Linked DNA regions of Homo sapiens: region 2 is linked to region 1. The links are chromatin loops, found by intact Hi-C in ENCODE. Cell type or tissue: heart left ventricle. All regions are shown on one strand. Links, peaks and the distances in the headings refer to the core of each region. The heading gives the core; the rest is flanking DNA.

Region 1 (9,058 bases), core at 1-8,000:
GATCCAAGACACATACATTTCTCAGCCATTTCATGGGAGAGACAAACAATATCAAGTTAATAAATGAACAAGATAACTCCAGGTGGTGATACATTGTGAAGCATATAAAATAAGGTGAGCCGATCTAGAGCCAGGTTGTTCAAATGCGGCCTAGATTCCAAATCTTGCCCATGGTCTGTCTTTGTGTGGAAGTGAAAGCTAAGAATGGTTTTTATATGTTTAAAGGGTTGTAAAACAAACAAAAGAAAATATGCAAGAGAGATAGTATATGTCTCACAAAGTCTAAAATATTTACTATCTGAGCAGACAAAGTTGTCAGCCCCTAGTTAAGAGACTGAAGGGGCATCCTTGGTAGTGGATGGTGGAGAGGAAGGACAGGAGGCTCCCAGGCCCACTGACAGGCCTTGGTGAGGAAGGAGGGCAAAGGGGGATTGGGAGGGTTACAGAGTCTTTCAGGGAAGAGACTCTAAGTGGAGGTGATTTTGAACTGAGACCTAATGATGGAAAAGAACCACCAGCTGAAGAGACCCACAGAATGAGAACTCCAGGTAGAAGGAACAGCAAATGAATGTGCAAAGGCTTTGAGGTAGAAACAAGCTTAGCATGTTCAAGAAACAAAAAGAAGACCAATGTCCCTCGAGTGCAGGAAACAAGAGGGAAAGTGCTGCCAGCTGAGCTCAGGGGCAAGCAGGAAGCAGGTGACATAAGACTTTCTGGGCCAAGACGAGGAGTGTCCTTTCCACTAGGCCCTGCCCTGTGGTGTGGCAAAATCAAATGAGAATCTAGTGGATGTCAGTCTGGCTGGGGTGTCAGTATGTCAGTATCACAGTCTAGTGGTTCAAGGACAGTCATCAGAATCTGGGTGCAAGAGACACTTGAGTCAAACAGGTGGTAGCACCAACTCCCAGATGATGTGGTCATTTAGCTTAGGACCGTCCCCAGTGGTCAGAGGGTACCAGGAAGATGCTCCAGGATGAACAGGGTTTCAGGAGCTTGGCAGGCTGTCAGGACTCTTGCCAAACGAACTGGGATTCAAGGTAGGGCTTGAGCTCCAACAGGAAATGGAGAAATAAATACGACAAACCACGAATGACAGATGATGTGATGGAGTTGATGGTTAAAAACAGAGACTTCCTGAGCGTTTGGCTACCCTGGCCTTACCGCTCCACATCAAGCCCTGGGACCATGCCACATATACTGGCCTCCTGCCCACCGTGTATGCCCTATTCTGGTCAGGTAAGACTCAGGAAATGAGTGGGGCCGATCCAGGGAGAGGAGAGCAACAGCGACTCCTCCTGGAAGGAGCTGGAGAGGTAGATGCTGGTAAAACTGCAGAAAGTGAGTTTACATGGCTAATCACTGCTGCATCCGTGGTATGGCCATCTGTGCAAGCACGCTACAGGGGACTTATCCACTTTCACAGGTAAATTCCTATATGATCTGCTTGCCCAATTCCTGGCCATGGGGAGGGAGAGGAGAGAATCATCCGTGTGGATCAACTGTAACATTTTGTACTTTGGCGACCACTTAGTTTAAAATGCCTGTTCTCCTAAGCGTGTCCCCAGGCAAAATGTGTGCTGTAATTTGATTTTTTAAAAACAACTTTTATTGTTTTTTTTCTTATTATAAGAGCAACACATGTTCCTTTCAGGAAAATCAGAAAATATAGAGAAACCAAAAGGAAGAAAATCAAAAACATTCATCCATCCACCCAGAGACAGTCATTGTTAATGCCTTGATGTTTACTTTCCAAACTTTTCTTTGTGCATACATAGTTTATTACACAAATGTAACCCAAATATCCTCTGGGTCTCACCGATTGTGGGCTCACCTGAGGTACGATTAGTGGTTACACTGCTGACTTGATGGCTTCTACCTGCCTGTTATCAGGTTCCCAACCACTTGTCAAAGGCCTTCCCCCACATCCCTGGACATCTTTAGGGGGCTCCACGCACTCTCCGATGCCAGTCCATGCCTTGCCTGGGCCTCTGTTCCTGCTCACCTGCAAGTTGCCCTTTTTGCTGCCCCCATTTGCCCCTCCCAGCTGGCCTGGGAGGTATAAATTGGGATTAAGCACCTACTAGATGTGACATGCATGACAGTGTGAGCCACACTGTACTAAGTCTTGAAAGGGGGCACAAAGTTAATGTGGTTTGTGCCCTGAAGGGACTCACAGTCTAATGAGAGACAGGTACAGACAGAGATGACCTTGATGTGAGACAGGCATGTGCTCCTTGTCATAAGTGGCCACAGGGAGTGTGCTTTGGGCATACGATGCTAGGTTCCAGGAAGGAGGAGGTAGCGTTTTTCATGGGCCTGCAGGATGGCTGGGATCGCATTCAGGAGGTAAGAGAGAGACAGACAAGTAAGCCAGGAGAAGGGTCAGGCTGTGGGTATGGGAGCTGGGAGGTGAGGGCCTGAGGAAAACACGCAGGGGCCTAATTGTGTAGAACAGAGAGAGTGAAAGGAGAGAGTGGTGAGAAACAAATATAGAAAAATACACTGGGACCAGGTCACAAAGCAAATCAGGGCCACTGATGAGATCACGGTCAGGAGAGGCAGAATGGAAAATTCAAGAGGAAAACTCCGTTTTAAGAGTATAGTCCTTAAATAATTTTTCTTGAAAATCAGTTTCCACTAACTCATTATCCTTATGCCAAATATTATCATATGAGCATAGAAAATTACACTAAATACATCTTTATGATCCTAAAGTTGACGATATTAATTTTGATCTGCAATGAATATTTAAAAATAAAATTCTATACTTTCAATCTACCCAATATTTCTGTGGTCATTTTTCCACATTTAGATAGAAAAGTCATGACTATTCAATGTCTATGTCTAGGTGAGGTGTACTCTTGGCATTTCAGGACACACCCTTCCTTATTACTGTCCCTCCTTGGAGCCTCTGCACCTGCTGTGCCCACTGCCTGGAACAGTTTTTCCTCTTCCACTGCCTCTTTCATATTTTCATATTTTCCTCTTCCACTTCCATCTTTCATATTTCAGCTTGAACATCACTTTCTTTGACTCTCCAGTTCTGGGTTAGGTCTCCCTATCTACATTCTTGGGGTGGTCAGTCTTTCTTATTAACACTTAAAAAATTAAATAATTTAAGGGTACACTCAGATGTGAGGGGGTGATCTGGCTGTGACATCTGTCACCCCATTGATTGCCAGGGATGACTTGGTTGACCTGGCTGGCTAGGCGGGTGTCCCCTTCCTCCCTCACCGCTCCATGTGAGTCCCTCCCAAAGCTGTGTGCTCGGTCAAAGAGAACGACCATCTCCGGCAGAGGAGGACCAGGCTTTGGTCAAGGATATATGAGTAGCTGCACTCCCCTGCTAGAATCTCCAAACTTAATGGTACACTCATGCACACATGTTTAAATTCAAGCAATCAAGGCCTACATCTCCCACTTAAATGGAAGCTCAATGAGGGCAGGAGCTTTTTGTGTCTGAACTGTTTTTGCATGTAGAGACAATCAGTAGGCATTTCTCAAGTGAATGAATGTCACTCCCTTTCCAATTATGATTCCAAGAAGTTTTTAATAATTCCAAGATTTTTTTTAAAAAAAATTTGTTTTCTCAAAACAACTATCAGGTAAATTTTTACAACAATCATGCCTTCATTTTTATTTGTATTTGATTTTTCCTAGTCTCCTTACTTCTAGAAAGAATTTAAAGGAAATTTATGTACAAGACAACAGACCTGAGAAGCTTTAAAATTTAAGAGGACCTATATTTGATGTACAAAGTGATTTAAATCCATGATCTCTGCCTAGACTGCCTGGGCAGGACTAAAGCCCAGAAGATTCCTTTTCCCTATACTATTTGCAAATGTGCTTCTTCTTTTGGGTAGGCCTTCTGAGTAGTTCACCTTAAAGCTACATGAGGAAGGGACCAGGGCTTCACTAACTCCAGGTGCAGTGTATAAAAGCATGCTATCAGTTCAAATCTTTGGGATTAATTATTGCCTCAAAAGCCTTGTGAAGGGTTTATTATCCCCAATTAGATGAAGAAACTTAGGCCCAGAAAAGTGAATGACTTTGCCCAAATCACAAACTGAAGAAATGGAACAAAAGTGAGCTTTTCTGGGGAACTAAGACTAGATGCTTACTGCTCTCTGCTGCCCCCTATTGGTGTGGAGAAGAAAGAGCAAGCCTCTCTGGGTTTGCTCCAGAAACGAGCCCTGTTTTCCCACAGTGGGCGAGGGGCACCGGGCATCCTGGCACGCATCCCCTGCCAGCTCCCCTTGCCTTTTGTCTCCCTGCTCTCCCACCCCACCAGATCCTCAGGATCCCTAATTGCTCCAGTTTATGGGCTAATAACCAGAATCCAAGAATTGGAGCAGTGGGTTTAAGGGCCAGCAGGGCCAGCAGTGCCAGGCTCGCTGGACACACTGCGTGGCCTCTTCATTTCAGCCCAGTGCCTTGTCACCTGCCCTCTGAGTTCTAGGTGCAGCACTGGGAGAGGACCAGAGATAGGCAGAGCTCAGCACTAATCCACATGTGTGTCCACAAAAGGGCCTCACTCCTGCACAATAGGGCCTGTTTCCTTCTCTTAGACAGAAGCGGGATAATAGTGGCTTCACTAGGACATTGTGAAATTGAAACAAAATTCTAAGTTAGGTACTCAGAAAATGTCCACGTCCCTCGCTTCCCTTTCTGTTTTTGCTGGCAGTGTCGGCAATGACTGAAATATCGATTTCTCTCCTGCCCTGCTCCTAGGCAAGGGCCTTAGGGCTGATTTTCTGGCGGTGAAGTCACTGGACGCAGAGCCAGGAGGATGAGTAACTGCCTCTCTCCTGCTGAACTTCATCTTCTACAGGTGTCTGAGGCAGACGCAGCTCAGGCTCCTTGGCCCAACCCGGAATCAGGCCCTCACACCCAGCATGTGCTATGAGCTAACAAAGCAATCACAGCCAATCGTGGCTATAAATCCCCGGTGTTTATAAAGTCTTTGTGTATCTCTAAACTTGAATAACCCCAAGTCCCATGGGACTAGAGAAAACAAGCTACAATTGTTGTTTACCCATCAAAAGCGCATTCTTCAGAGGAATGAGGAGGCCAGGGCACAGATGTTGCTCAGTAAAGAAGCCAATGGCAACTGGGGAATGGTTGCAATGGTGAAAAAAATCTGATCAAACAATGCTTTTACATGGGATGAAGGAGAGAGCAGGGCTTGAAACAAAGAAATCAGCCTGGATGGCACTAAAGCCCAGAAGATTCCTTTTCTCTGTACTATTTGCGGATGTGCTTCTTCTTTGGGGTGGGCATTCCAAGTGGTTCCCCTTAAAGCTACGTGAAGAAGGGCCAGAGCCTCGTTGACACCAGATTCAGTGAGTTATAAAAGCATGCTATCAGTTCAAATCTTTGGGATTAATTGTTCTTTTGGTGAAGATGGAGAGAAACAAGTTTGTTACCCAACCAAGAGATGGGGCCAACATGGCAAGGATAGGAGCAGGCTGGGGTTCAGGAGCTCACCCCAAGCACCCTAGTTATCAGTTCTAAGGCAACAAGCCAGCTCAGAGACAGCCTCCCCAGGTAGGTAGACAGTGCTGAGCCCTGCTGGTGCTACGTAAGCTTGGCTCAGGGCCTGTTGGGGTGAAATTCTAGGGCACTGGAGTGGGTGGGGATGTCAGAGAGGAAGTGTACTTTGAGAGAACATCTGGTGACAAGATCAACCCCTTCATGAGTAAACTGAGGCCAAGAGCAGAGAAGAATAACAGCCAATCTTGCCATTCATTTGATTCATATTACTCAAAATGAATGGACAATTGCAGGCCTCTTGAATTTCAGTGCAGTGCCATTCGTTCTGAGCTCTTTACTCATAAGAATAGAATTTAAGGGTTGTCAGGGCCTGAATCTAATTCTGTGATGATAAAAGTGTGAGCTGTATGATGCCAAATTGCCTGCTACCCACTCATGTAGCTGGAGTTAGTATGTATCTACAGGTTTGTTTCTTCCCAAAAGGCTTTCCCAAACTCCTTCTGCTGAGCATGCGTAACTCCTTGGTTTTCTTTTAAGAGAAAGAATGCACTGCTCCATTCCATGAAATCTAAGTGGGGCTGTTAGTCAGTCTTCTACCCGCTTAGCCACAAGATTGAGGGCATGTGACCTGAGTCTAGCCAATCAAAATATTCTCTCCTGGCCACAGTGATTGGCTTGGATATGGGCAAGGCCAAACATAGCCAAACCTAGCCAATCATAATATTCTCTCCTGGCCACAGTGATTGGCTTGGATATGGGCAAGGCCAAACATAGCCAAACCTAGCCAATCAGAAACCACTCCAGGACTTGTCTACTAAAGTTAGCTGGGAGGCCAAGCTTAATAATCTTCATAATCTGAGAAGCCTTTGCTTCAAAACGAGATGTTTCAGTAGTTGAACTATCAACTACAAACCTAGAATGACTTTACAGCTCCCTGCCACCATATCTCACATTTGAAGAACCTGTTTATGTGAAAGCCTAGAAGAGAAAGGAAGGAATTGAACCTCCCAAAACTGGGTTTAAGCCAACTTCGTAACTACGATGACTTTCTCGGTTAAGAGTTACTATAGTAAAATAATCATATAACTTTGCCAAAGTTAATTTACATGTTAGAACCCTTTCTATCTTCAGGGCATATCCATTTCAATTAGGCTTCCAAGATGCTATGTCACCTATCACAGAACTCCTTCACTTTCATGACCACACCCTAATAATTGTTTTTTTAATGAGCTCATTAGTACTTTACATTATCTCCCTGATATTAACAACTAAAACTCACACAAACACAATGGTATGAACTATTTTACCTGCCATTATCTTAATTTTAATTGCTCTTTCATCATTATGTATATTATATATAATAGATGAAATTATAACCCCTCCCTTACCATCGAAACTATAGGACACCAATGATACTGCAGCTATGAATACACAGATTATGGAGACCTAAAGTTTGATTCGTCCGTAATTCCTACAACAGACTTAAAACCAGGAGAACTGTGGCTACTTGAAGTTGATAATCAAGTAATCCTCCCCATAGAAATATCAATTCGCATCAATTGCATCAGAAGATGTTCTATATTCATGAGCCGTGTATCATTAGGCCTAAAGCCAGATGCAATCCCAGGACTTTTAAACCAAGCAACGTTGACATCTACATGGCCAGGTCTTTACTACAATCAATCCCCAGAAATCTGCAGATCTAATCACAGCTTCATGCCCATTGTTCTTGAACTGGTACCTCTAAAATGCTTTGAAAATTGAGCAACGTCTATATTATAATATCACTATAGAGCTAACTAGCATTAACCTTTTAAGTTAGAGACTGAAAGTTATGATTCTTCCACTGAAATGCCCCAACTAGACACATCCACATGATCTATTACTATTATATCCATAATCCTATCACTTTTCATTCTACTTCAACTAAAAATTTCAAAATTCACCTATCCAACAAATCCAACACCAAAAACGTTTGGAACACAGAAACATGAAACATTTAGAAGTTTAATTGGCTCACAGTTCTGCAGGCTTTACACGAAACATGTTGCTGGCATCTGCTCAGTTTCTAGGGAGGCCTTAGGAAACTTACAATCATGGTGGAAGGTAAAGGGGGAGCAGGACTGTCACATGGCGAAAACGGGAGCAAGACAGAGAGAATGGGATCGGGGGAGAGGTGTGCCCAAACACTTTTATATGACAAGATCTCATGAGAACTCACTATCACGAAAGACAGCGCCAAGCCACAAGGGATCCACCCCCATGATCCAAAAACCTCCCACCAGGCCCCACCTCTAACATTGGCGATTACAATTCACTATGGGATTTGGGCAGAGACAAATATCCAAACTATATCACTTGCTGTCCTGACTAATATTGTTAATCCCTCACAAAGCTCTTTACTGTAGAGCCCAGATATAGTCTCATGCTTCTCAATATAATATTCCAAGTCATTGACATGTTGATATGATGAAACTAATTGGCCTTTGCAGATTCTAATCCAATGCTTTCATTTGGCAAATGAGGAGACAGAGGCACAGAGAAGGAAAAGAATTTGCATAAGGTCATGGCCAGCAAATGATAGAAACGGGTTCACACCCCTACTTGTCATTTGCTATGCCTTGATCAACCTATTGTCCAGCTAAAAGACCTGCTGCCAAAAATTGAACAATAGCTCATGCAAAGCTCTGCATCATGAGTCAGGATTCAGACCCTCTCCACTTAGTACCCCAGCCCCTTAGCTGTATTCCTGTATAGCCTTGATGCTGCTCAGAATCTCAGTGTGAGATTTCATGTGCTCTGTCAGAACACAGTTTTTTGTTTGTTTGTTTGTTTGTTTTTGAGACAGGGTCTGGCTCTGTCGCCCAGGCTACAGTGCAGTGGTGTAATTTTGCTCACTGCAACCTCCACCTCCTGGGCTCAAGCCATCCTCCCACCTCAGCCTCCCAAGTAGCTGGGATTATAGATGCATGCCACCACACCTGACTAATTTTTGTATTTTTTGTAGAGAGGGGGTTTTGCCATGTTGCCCAGGCTGGTCTCAAACTCCTGAGCTCAAGGGATCCATCTGCCTCAGCCTCCCAATGTGCTGGGATTACAGGTGTGAGCCACCGCGCCCTCAGAACATAGTCTTGAGGGGGACTCTGAAGAAAGCTTCCTGTGTTGGCATTAAAGGAATAAAGAAAGGTCCGTTTTACTTCCACTTTCCTTGTCAACAAGACCAGTTCCATGGAAGATTCTTCTCTAATGCATACTCATTCATCTGGCTCCCTCATGCTTCATGGCCTCAGAGCTGAATCCTTGATTCAGAGGTGCTCTGACCTGAGGAGAATGTTCCTCTCCTCTAATTCAGGCACTATACTTCTTTTAGTACAACCTAAGATAGCACCAGCTTTGGGGGCAACCATATATTAACAGCAAAGAATCAAAAAGCAAGGAGGAAAAGCAACTGAAAGAAGCAAGAATTTTTAGCCTGAAAATGAGAAAATTCAGAGAAAGCATACTATTTTCATATTTTTGAAGGATTGTCATGAGACAGGAAAATTTGATTTCTGTAAGAATCCAA
Region 2 (10,916 bases), core at 2,917-10,916, 520 kb before region 1:
GAACATAACAGATTTTTAAAAAGCAGTGAATTTGAAGACGTAAGAACTATCAAGACTAAAGCACAGAGAGAAAGATTCAAGATTCAAAAAATAAACACAGCCTCGGTAACGTGTGGAGAAATATCAAGTGGTCCAAATAAGTTGCAGTTGGGAACTCAAAATGAATGAAAGGACCTCAAGACAGAAAACGAAATTTAAAAAATAATTACCATAATTTTTGCAAATTGGATGAAAACTAGAAACTCAAGAAAATTAAAGAATTTCAAAAGGATAAGAATAAACATGCATGTACACATACACAAAGGCATACTATCATCAAATTGCTAAAAATGAGTGACTTACTGTAAGAAGCTATGCAAACTAGAACACAATAAAATAGTATAATTAAAGAATAATAATAATTTTTTATTATACTTTAAGTTCTGGGGTACATGTGCAGAATGTGCAGTTTTGTTACATAGGTATACATGTGTCATGGTGGTTTGCTGCACCCACCAACCCGTGATCCACATTAGGTATTCCACCTAATACTATCCCTCCCCTAGCCCTCCAGCCTCCAACAGGCCCCACTGTGTGATGTTCCCCTCCCTATGTCCATGTGTGCTCATTGTTCAGCTCTCACTTATGAGTGAAAACATGTGGTGTTTGGTTTTCTGTTCTTGTGTTAGTTTGCTGAGAATTATGGTTTCCAGCTTCATCCATGTCCCTGCAAAAGACATGAACTCATCCTTTTCTATGGCTGCATAGTATACCATGGTAGGACTGAAAGAAAAAAAATCTATCAACACAGAATTCTGTAACTAGTAGAAATGTCTATCAAAAGTGAAGGTAAAAATTTTTTTTCAGGTAAGCAAAAGCTGAAAGAATGTGTTTCCAGCATACTTCAATGACAAGAAATGTTAAAGAAAGTTGTTCAGGTACAGGGAAAATAATATCAGATGGAAACTTGGATCTGCAAAAATAAAGAAAAGGCAACAGAGATGGTAAATATATTTTTATATAGAAAATATTTTCTTATGAAAATTTAGAGAACACATAATGTATTTTGGAATTCATAAAGTATATATAAATAAAGTATATGACAACGATGGAAAAGCACAGGAGCAACATAAGAGAAGTATGCAGTTTTAAGGAGCGTACATTAATTGTGGAGTGGTATAGTATTATATAAAGTTAGGCTAATGATGAGATGAAGACTCATTTTGAAAACCTTATAGCAACCACAAAAATAAATAAGATGAAGCTGGATGGCTAATATTCCAATGATGGAGATAAAATATGTATTAGGGTTCTCTGGAGAAATAGAACCAATAGGGTGTGTGTGTGTGTGTGTGTGTGTGCGTGCGTGTGTGTGTGTGTGTAAAGTGATTTATTTTAAGACATTGGCTCATTTGAATTATGGAAGCTAAACAGTCCAAAATCTGTAAAGTGATCCAGCAGTAAGCCTGTCCAGCCTGGGCAACAGAGAAAGACCCTGTCTCTAAAAAGAAAAAATTACAAACACAGAGATAGATTGGAAGTAAAAAGACAGAAAAGGATATACCATAAAAATACTAAGCATAAGAAAGCTGCAGTGCCTATATTAGTAACAAAGACTTCAGAACAAGAAATATTACCGAGGATAGAGAAATTTCATAACAATAAAGCGGTTAATTCATTAATAATTCATAACGCCTAAATGTGTATGCACCTTATTTTAAAACTTTGAAATACATAAGCAAAAACTTCAAAACTTCTCTTGACGCAATTGATAAAACAATAAATAGAAAACTAGTAAGGATATAGAAGGTTTGAAAAACATTTTCAATGAATTTGTCTTCATTTACATTTATAGAATACTGCACCCAACAACAACATAATATACATTCTTTCCAGGTGTGCATAGAAATTCACCAAGATAGAATATATGCCAGCCTGTTTAACAATTCTTAAAAAAATTTTAAAGGATTAAAATCATACAGAATATTTTCTCTGGGTTCAAGAACTAAATTAGACACCAATAACATAAGATGGCTTTATAAATCCCCAAATATTTGGAAATCAAATAATACAATTTAAAAATAGCCCATGAACAAAAAAAATCAAAAGTGAAATTAAGAAATACTTTGAACTGCATATAAACTTTTAAAAAGCATCAGTTTTATGAGATCCAGCTAAAGCCCTGTGACAGGTCTAAGATTTAACCCTGTTACGAAAGCTAGTAAGTGAGTCAGCTATGGTTTGTAGATACTGACAGAAGCCTCATGATTCTTGGGTAAGAGATCAAGGACAGAAACAGTAGTAAACAGAATATCAACATTTTTCTTGTTCCAGTTCCCTGACTACCAATCCTCATAATGTGATACAAGTAAGAATTTAGTGACACACTTACACATAGTGGGGTGAAGTACAAAAGAGAAGCCCTGGCCTAGAGAACTTGCATCTTTTATAATGATCAGCAAGCACATCTGTCCTTTGCTTCAGAAGCAGACATTATCCCTAACTTTTAAGGCTGTAAACAAAGCCACCCTTTGCTTTGGAGGAAGATGCTTCCTCTATCTTGTAAGACTATTAGATAAACATACTTGAAAAGACAGTTTCAAAAAAAAAAAAGCCATCAATGCCATTTGCAAGAAATACAGAGATGTTAGAGATCTTGGGAGAATTGTCCCCTAACGTGCTTAGAGTGAAACTTTTAATTTAAATACTACATCACCAAAAATCTAAAATTAATCATCTGAGTTTCCATCTTATGAAGCTAAAACAAAAAGCAAATAAATCCTGAGTAAGTAGAAAGAAAAAAAAGTAGAAATCAATAGAATGGAAAATAAAGAATAGATAAAATTAATAAAACCTAAAGCTGTTTGTTTTAGATGGTCAATAAAATTGATAAGCCTCTAGCTACAGTGATCAAGAAAAAAAGAAGGAAGACACAAATAGTCAATATTAGGCATGAAAAAGGGGACAACACTATAGATCCTACAGACATGAAAAAGGACAAAAAGGGAATATTAGAAACAATCTAATAAATTAAACAACTTTGATGAAATGGCCAAATTCCTTGAAAAACACAAATTACCAAAATGGACTAAGAATGAATAGAAAATCTGGATATCTTGAAATCTATTAAATAATATACATTTATAGTTAATAATCTATCCACAAAGAATCTTGATGCCCAAATGGCTTCTCTGATAAACTCTATCAAATATTCAAGGAAAAAAATAATACTGATCCCATATAAAATTTTTCAGAAAATAAAGAAGAATTAAACACTTCTCAGTTCATTGTATGGGGCTAATATTACCCTTATGGAGAAACCAGACAAAAATAATTCAATAAAAGAAACTACATTGTGCTAAGTGAAAGAAGTTAGACATCATGGGTGCAAGCTGTATGATTTCATTCAAATGAAATTCTAGAGAAGTCAAAACTAACATATAGTGACAGAAATCAAATGAATGGTTTCCTGGAGCGAGGACTGAGAGGGAGCATTGATGTGAAAAGTTCATAGAAAATTTGCAGGGGTGGGGGCGATAAAATTGCTCCAAATTTGGATTGTGATGGTGTTGTTCATAGAAGTGGATACATTTGTCAAAACTCACCAAATTGTTTCCCTGAAATAAGTTCATTTTGTTATAAATTTTACTTCAAGTAAAAATTGATTTTTAAAAATTTAGTTGAGTTTTTAAAAATTTAATAAGTCTAAATATAAACGAACATATGAGCAATCAAATGTTCACATACTTCTGATTGTAATGTCAGTTGGTCTATTTATTTAAGAGTATTACTTGGTCATATCGAGTTGAAGATGAACATGTTCTTTGACTCAGCAACGTGCACACATGAACAAGAAATCATGTACAAGAAAGTTTATTGCATTATTGTTTAAAAAGTAAAATAGGAAGCAACCTAAATGCCCATTAAAAAGGAAATGGAAAATAAATTATGGCGTATTCTTCTAATTAAATGGTATTCTGTAGTTAAAAATCGTTGCCTAAAGTTACATATTTTAACAGGACAAATTTTAAAAACAATGTTAAAGGATAAAAGCGATTGACCAAATATGTGCAGTACAATACCATTTATGTAAAATTTGAAAGCATACAAAAAAGGCTATACGTTTTTATGAATGTATCCTTATATAGTATTTGTATGAAAGCATGGGAATAATACAAAATTCAGAAATAAAGAGGGATAACAGGACTTCAACTGTATATTTTTATTTTTTCGTGAATAAGAAAATGCTGATGCAATAATGAAATGAAAATGAAAGAATTTTCTAGAATCCAGAAAATAAGATAATTAATACATAGGCATTTATGTGATTTTTTCGATTGACTCTATTTTTGAAATTGTAATAATAAAAAGTACAATGTTTAAAAAATAAAGTTATCTTTGAATTAATGAAAAAAAAACCTCGACAAATTTTGACCATCATTTTAATTTCATTCATTCTTTTTTTTATACCTTTGATCCACAAGTAATTTCAAGCATCTACTAGATGTCAGCTACCAAGCTGAGCATTCGTAATACAAAAATATATGTATACAATGTGTTTTTTGCCCTTTAGTATCTCACAGTCTAGCCAGGTAAGTAAATATACCACCGAAATAGATATGGAAACTACTATAATTGAGCAAAAGTGTCATACTGATATAGATAAGAGAGTAATGCATTTTACACAGTAACTTTGAGTGAGCAATTGCAAGATGATTGGAGTTTAGCAACAAAGAACAGTATGTTTAGAGAAATTGAGGCATAACATGGTATGGCATTTCATTTACTGAGGCTAAGGGAGGATGTGAGGTAAAATGGTGATAAGGAATAAGGCTTGAAAATGTTAGGAATTGATTGAATAATGGATTGGAGAGCTTGGACTTCATATTTTTGTCTGCTGACAGTTACAGGAGGTGTATAAAGCAAAAAAGGGGCATGATTAGGCTTGTGTATCAGAAACATAACTTTGACCATCTGCTATATGGAAGATGAAGTGGGACTGGATTGAGGAAGGGGAAGAAGGTGGACATGGATATGGAGTGACTCATTACAAATCAACTGAAATAATCCAGGGTGGGGTCATGAGGGCCTGAATTGAGGTACCTAGAATTTAAGTGGTGAAGAATATCTTTTTTAAAAATCAGAAGTTATGTGTGTGAACCCATGCTCTTCCAATCACTCAGCATTTATCCTTGAGCAAGTTGCTTCACTGTTCTAGGCTTTAGGAAGATCTGTAAAATGGAAACCACCAATGATAAGAGCTTTTCAGGGAAAGTCAAGCTTGTGCCATCTTAGAACTTTGTGACCTGCTCCAAATATCTGTTCCCTCCGCTGGAAATCTCTTTACCTGCATCTTCACATGGTTGACTCCTGCTTGTGTTTCAGATATGGAAGCATTCTACCTCTTCAGTAATGGGGCTTTCTCTCACCTCCCAATCAAACAGCTTCCTTGGTCACTGTTTTTACTACATCACTTGAAAATTTGTTTCTCAATAGAAATTTATTAATAACCAAAATTTACTTAACTACTCTTTGCCTTTTCATTCATCTATATGCCACTAGAAGGAAAGCTTTGTGAAAAAAAGAGACTTTACCTGCCTTATATCCAACCATACTGCCAGTGTCTAAAACCATGCTCATTAAGTACATTCATTAAATATTAGTTGAGTGTTGAATATAATAAACCCATTTTTAATAAATGCCATGAGAGTTGCCTAAAATCACACAACTAATAAATAGTAGAAAAAAATGAAAATCCTTGTCTTCTGATTTCCTGGTTCACTGATCTTTCCATGCATAACATCTGATCTCTTACCTCATAGGACCACTGGGGGGATCGAATGAGAAGATAAGTTTTCCAAAAATACAAGGCTCATGATTTAGAAGTTGCCCAAAAAGGAAACAATGACTCAGTGCCTCTAGAGGCTGAGACCAATTCACAAAAGACTCTATATGGGCTGTGTCCAACCTAAGAAGTTTGGAAAAGGTCATTCTTTGTTTCTGCTGCTATGTTAAGGCTAGCATTAGGTGTTGTTGTGAACTAGATAGAGATGTGTGATATAGGAGGCAGGTAGATGGGGCAAAGGAAGTAGATACGGGTCTGTCTTACTAAAGGCAAGCAAAGTTTTGAGGTAGGCAGGATTCCCAATTGCTCACATATGATATATTTTTCTCTTTTGGTTTTGACTAAAAGGTTGTATATCCTTTTGGATTTCTTCCTCTTAAAGGACTAAAGAGATAAAATCTATTTGTGTCTGACAAAGAGAAAAGATACAGTTGTCAATGGATGACTAATAATTAAATTTGTTTGATGAAATATATCTATGCAACTATCACTTACTCATCCATTATTTATGGAATTATAAGTGAATTAATTAATGATTAAACACTGCCAAACACTATGCTTGTTTGCTAGGCAGGATGATAAAGAGGTAAACAAAATAGATATGGACTTTAGGGAACTTGAAGGTAAATGAGAAGCTATATTAAACAAATGCAAGTGTGATGAGTTTCTGTCTTGTTGAGTTGACCCTAGAAGAATCCCTTCTTCTCAATAAAACTCAGGGCTAAACAATAAAAGATAACTATGAAAGTTTTTTTTCTTGTTATGTTTGCATTAAACATGTAGGAATATTATTATAGGAAAATATCTGGCTGTGGTAGTTGTGGTGACTCAAGTCCAGGTGTTAATGGACTCTGCTGTTGAGATGCAGTTGATTTTCAAAAGTGACTTTTCTCAATCCAGTAAACTAAGTCAGCAGGACCCTTAGTAATGGCGTCTAAGTGACAATACTCAGTAGAATTCTTTTCTGGATATTTCCAGAGGGCTGAGGCTTTGTGCAGGGTCTTTATTTGTAGCTGATTTTGCTGGTTTTTTTTTTTTTAGCATTTGGTTTCATGGAGGGTATGTTATCAAAGCATTTTTTGGGGGAGTGGGGGCTGGAGGGGCAACTCCATCACCCAAGCTGGAGTGCAGTGGCATGATGGCATGATCATGGCTCACTGCAGCCTTGAACTCCTGGGCTAAAGCCATTCTCCCACCTCAGCCTCTTGAGTAGCTGGGACTACAGGCCAACTATCAACACACCCAGTTAAATTTTGTATTTTTTTGTAGAGATGGGTTTCCATATCTATATATCTATATATCTGGTCTCAAACTCCTGAGTGCCAGTGATCCACATGCCTTGGTCTCCCAAAGTGCTTGGATTACAGGCATGAACTAATGAACCTGGCCAACAAAGTATTTTTAATGTCGACTTTTTGGAGCATTATCCAGTAGGTGGCGTTTAAGCATAATGTTCCCTATGTAGGCTCTTGCTGAGTCACATAGCCTACCTACTGACCACTGTGCTTAAGAAGAGATTGAGGGCATAGTCTCAATATTCTTCAAGAAAAAAATTTCCAACCAAGAATTTAATATCCAGCCAAACTAAGCCTCATAAATGAAAGAGAAATAAGATCCTTTTCAGACAAGCAAATGCTGAGAGATTTTGTTACCACAAGACCTGCCTTACAAGAGCTCCTGCAATATGGAAAAGAAAGACCATTGCCAACCAATACAAAAACACACTTAAGTACACAGATCAGTGACACTGTAAAGCAACCACACAAGCAAGTTTGCATAACAACTAACAACAAGATGACAGGATCAGATCCACACATATTAACACTAACCTTGAATGTAAATGGGCTAAATGCCCCAATTAAAGGCATATATGAAAATCTGGATAAAGAAGCAAGACCCAATGGTATGCTGTCTTCAAGAGCCTTTATTGAACCTATGGGTGTCATTACATGCAATGGGAATAAATGGAAATAAAGGAATGGAGAAAAATCTACCAATCAAAAGGAAATCAGAAAATGCAGGGGTTGCAATCAGACAAAACATACTTTAAACCAACAAAGATAAAAAAAAAGACAGAGAAGGGCATTACATGATGGTAAAGGGTTCAATTCAATAAGAAGGCCTAACTATCCTAAATATATACATCCAACACAGGAGCACCCAGACCCATAAAGCAAATTCTTAGAGACCTATGAAGAGACTTAGAATCCTACACAATGAGAGTGGGAGATTTCAACACCCCACTGAAAAGTATTAGAGAAATCATCAAGGCAGAAAATTAACAAAGATATTTAGGACCTGAACTCAACACTTGACCAAATGTACCTAATAGACATCTACAGAACTCTCTATCCCAAAACAACAGAATGCACTCTTCTCAACACCACATGGCACATACTCTAAAATCAACCACACAATGATACATGAAACAATCTTCAGCAAATTCAAAAAAAATCAAAACTATACCAACCACACTCTTGAATCCCAGAGCAATAAAAATAGAATTTAACTGAAGAAAATTGCTCAAAACCATGCAATTACATGAAAATTAAACAACCCACTCCTGAGTGACTCTTGGGGAAATAATGAAATTAAGGCAGAAATCAAGAAGTTATTTGAAACTAATGAGAACAAAGATACAACATACCAGAATCTTTGGGACACAGCTACAGCACTGCTAAAAGGAAAATTTATAGCACTAAATGTCCACATCAAAAAGTTAGAAAGATCTGAAATCAACAACATAAAATTACAACTACAAGAACAAGACAAGCAAGAGCAAGTCAACACCATAGCAAGCAGAAGACAAAAAATAACCAAAATTAGAGCTGAACTAAAGGAGATTGAGACATGAAATAAAACATACAAAAGATCAACAAAACCAGGAGCTTGTTCTTTAAAAAAAATTAATAAGATAGATAGACCACTAGCTAGACTAATAAAGAAGAAAAGATCCAAATAATCACAATTAGAAATGACAATGGGAACATTACCACTGACCCCACAGAAATACAATAACCACCGGAGTCTACTATGAACACCTCTGTGAACACAAACTAGAAAGTCTAAAAGAAATGGATAAATCCCTGAACACATACACCCTCCCAAGACTGAATCATGAAGAAATTGAGACCAATAATTGACTCTGAAATTGAATTAGTAATAAATAGCCTGCCCACATAAAGAAAGCTTAGGACCAGACAGATTCACAGCCAAATTCTACTGGATGTACAAAGAAGAGCTAGTACCATTCCTACTGAAACTATTCCAAAAATAGTTTTGGAGGAGGGACTGAGGAGGAGGGACTCCTCCCAAACTCATCCTATGAGGCCAGCATCATCCTGAGACCAAAACCTGGCAGAGACACAACAAAAAAAGAAAATTGCAGTCCAATATTCTTGATGAACATAGATGTGAAAATCCTCAACAAAATACTAGCAAACTGAATCCAGCACCACATCAAAAAGCTAATCCACAATAATCAAGTAGGCTTTATGCCTGGGATGCAAGGTTCATTCAAGACATGCAAATCAATAAATGTGATTCATCACATAAAAAAAACTAAAGACAAAAACCAAGCGATTATCTCAATAGATGCAGAAAAGGACTTTTGATAAAATACAACATTCATTTATGTTAAAAACCGTCAATAAACTTGGCAATGAAGGAACATACTTCAAAATAATATGAGCCATCTATGACAAACCCACAGCCAACATCATACTGAATGGCCAAAAGCTAGAAGCATTCCACTTGAAAATTAGCACATGACAAGGAAATCCTCTCTTACCATTCCTATTCACAGTATTGGAAGTCCTGGTCAGAGCACTAAGGCAAGAAATAAAAGACTTCCCAAATGGGAAAAGCACAATGAGATACCATTTTCACACCAGTTAGAATGGTATTATTAAAAAGTAAAATATAATAGATACTGTTGAGGTTGTGGAGAAAAGGGAACACTTATACACTGCTGATGGGAGTGTAAATCAGTTCAACCATTGTGGAAAGCAGTGTGATGATTCCTCAAAGAACTAAAAACAGCATGACAATTTAACCCAGCAATCCTGTTACTGGGTATACACCAAAGGAATATAAGTTGTTCTGCCATAAAGACACATACACACACATACATTCATTGCAGCCCTATTCACAATAGCAAAGACATGAAATCAACCTAAATGCCCATCAGTGGTAGACTAGATAAAGAAAATATGGTACATATATACCAAGGAATACTATGCAGCCATAAAATGAATGAGCTCATGTCCTTTGTAGGAACATAGATGGAGCTGGAAAACATTATCCTTAGCAAACTAACACAGGAACAGAAAACCAAATACTGCATGTTCTCACTTATTAGTATGAGTTACATAATGAGAACCAATGGGCACAAAGAGGGGAACAATAGGCTCTGGGCCCTACTTGAGGGAGGACTGTGAATGGAGGGAGAGGATCAGGAAAACTACCTATTGAGTACTCTGCTTAGTACCTGGGTGATGAAATAATCTGTACTCCAAACTGCATGACATGAGTTTATCTTTATAATAAATGTGCACATGTACCCCTGAACCTAAAACAAAAGTTTTTTTTAAAAAAGGAAATATTGGCCAGGCCTCGGTGGCTCACGCCTGTAATCCCAACACTTTGGGAGGCTGAGGCGGGTGGATCACTAGGTCAGGAGTTCAAGACCAGCCTGGCAAAGATGGTGAAACCCCATCTCTACTAAAAATACAAAAATTAGCCAGATGTGGTGGTGGGCACCTATAATCCCAGCTACTCAGGAGGCTGAGGCAGAGAATTGCTTGAACCCAGGAGCCAGAGGTTGCAGTGAGCCAAGATCGTGCCATTGCACTCCAGCCTGGGAGACAGAGCGAATCTCTGTCTCAAAAAAAAAAAAAAAAAAAAGAAAAAAAAAAGAAATATTATTATAAAGAAATTTTATTTTAATACAAAAGTTTGAATTTTGGAACCAATCCTAAATTTGAGATGTACTTAGCTTTTATATGTATGTGTATACATATATGTTTGTGTGTATCATTTTTTGTTGGGAAGATCCAGTCCCTGAATGTGGACTGCTTCCAATTTAATTAGG

Evidence for each region. A loop is a pair of places that touch in the nucleus more often than their neighbours do. Peaks named below come from ENCODE experiments on the same cell type or tissue, not always from the same donor. Only the 100,000 strongest peaks of a DNase experiment are listed, where the experiment ranks them.
Region 2: a loop joins it to region 1, with 5 times the contacts of the local background. A loop is called at or near these places in 15 of 110 quality-filtered maps.

Annotation. Positions count from the first base shown.
Region 1 is chr1:55,370,925-55,379,982 of GRCh38, reverse strand. It overlaps the pseudogene MTCO2P34 and the pseudogene RN7SKP291. Among named protein-coding and RNA genes, the nearest start is that of MIR4422, 150 kb to the right of the region's middle. In heart left ventricle, for the core only: CTCF peaks have their summits at 1,295, 3,942 and 4,144 (motif pointing left); no DNase peak of the experiment used is centred there.
Region 2 is chr1:55,889,708-55,900,623 of GRCh38, reverse strand. No RefSeq gene overlaps it. Among named protein-coding and RNA genes, the nearest start is that of LINC01753, 50 kb to the left of the region's middle. In heart left ventricle, for the core only: a CTCF peak has its summit at 7,247 (motif pointing right); no DNase peak of the experiment used is centred there.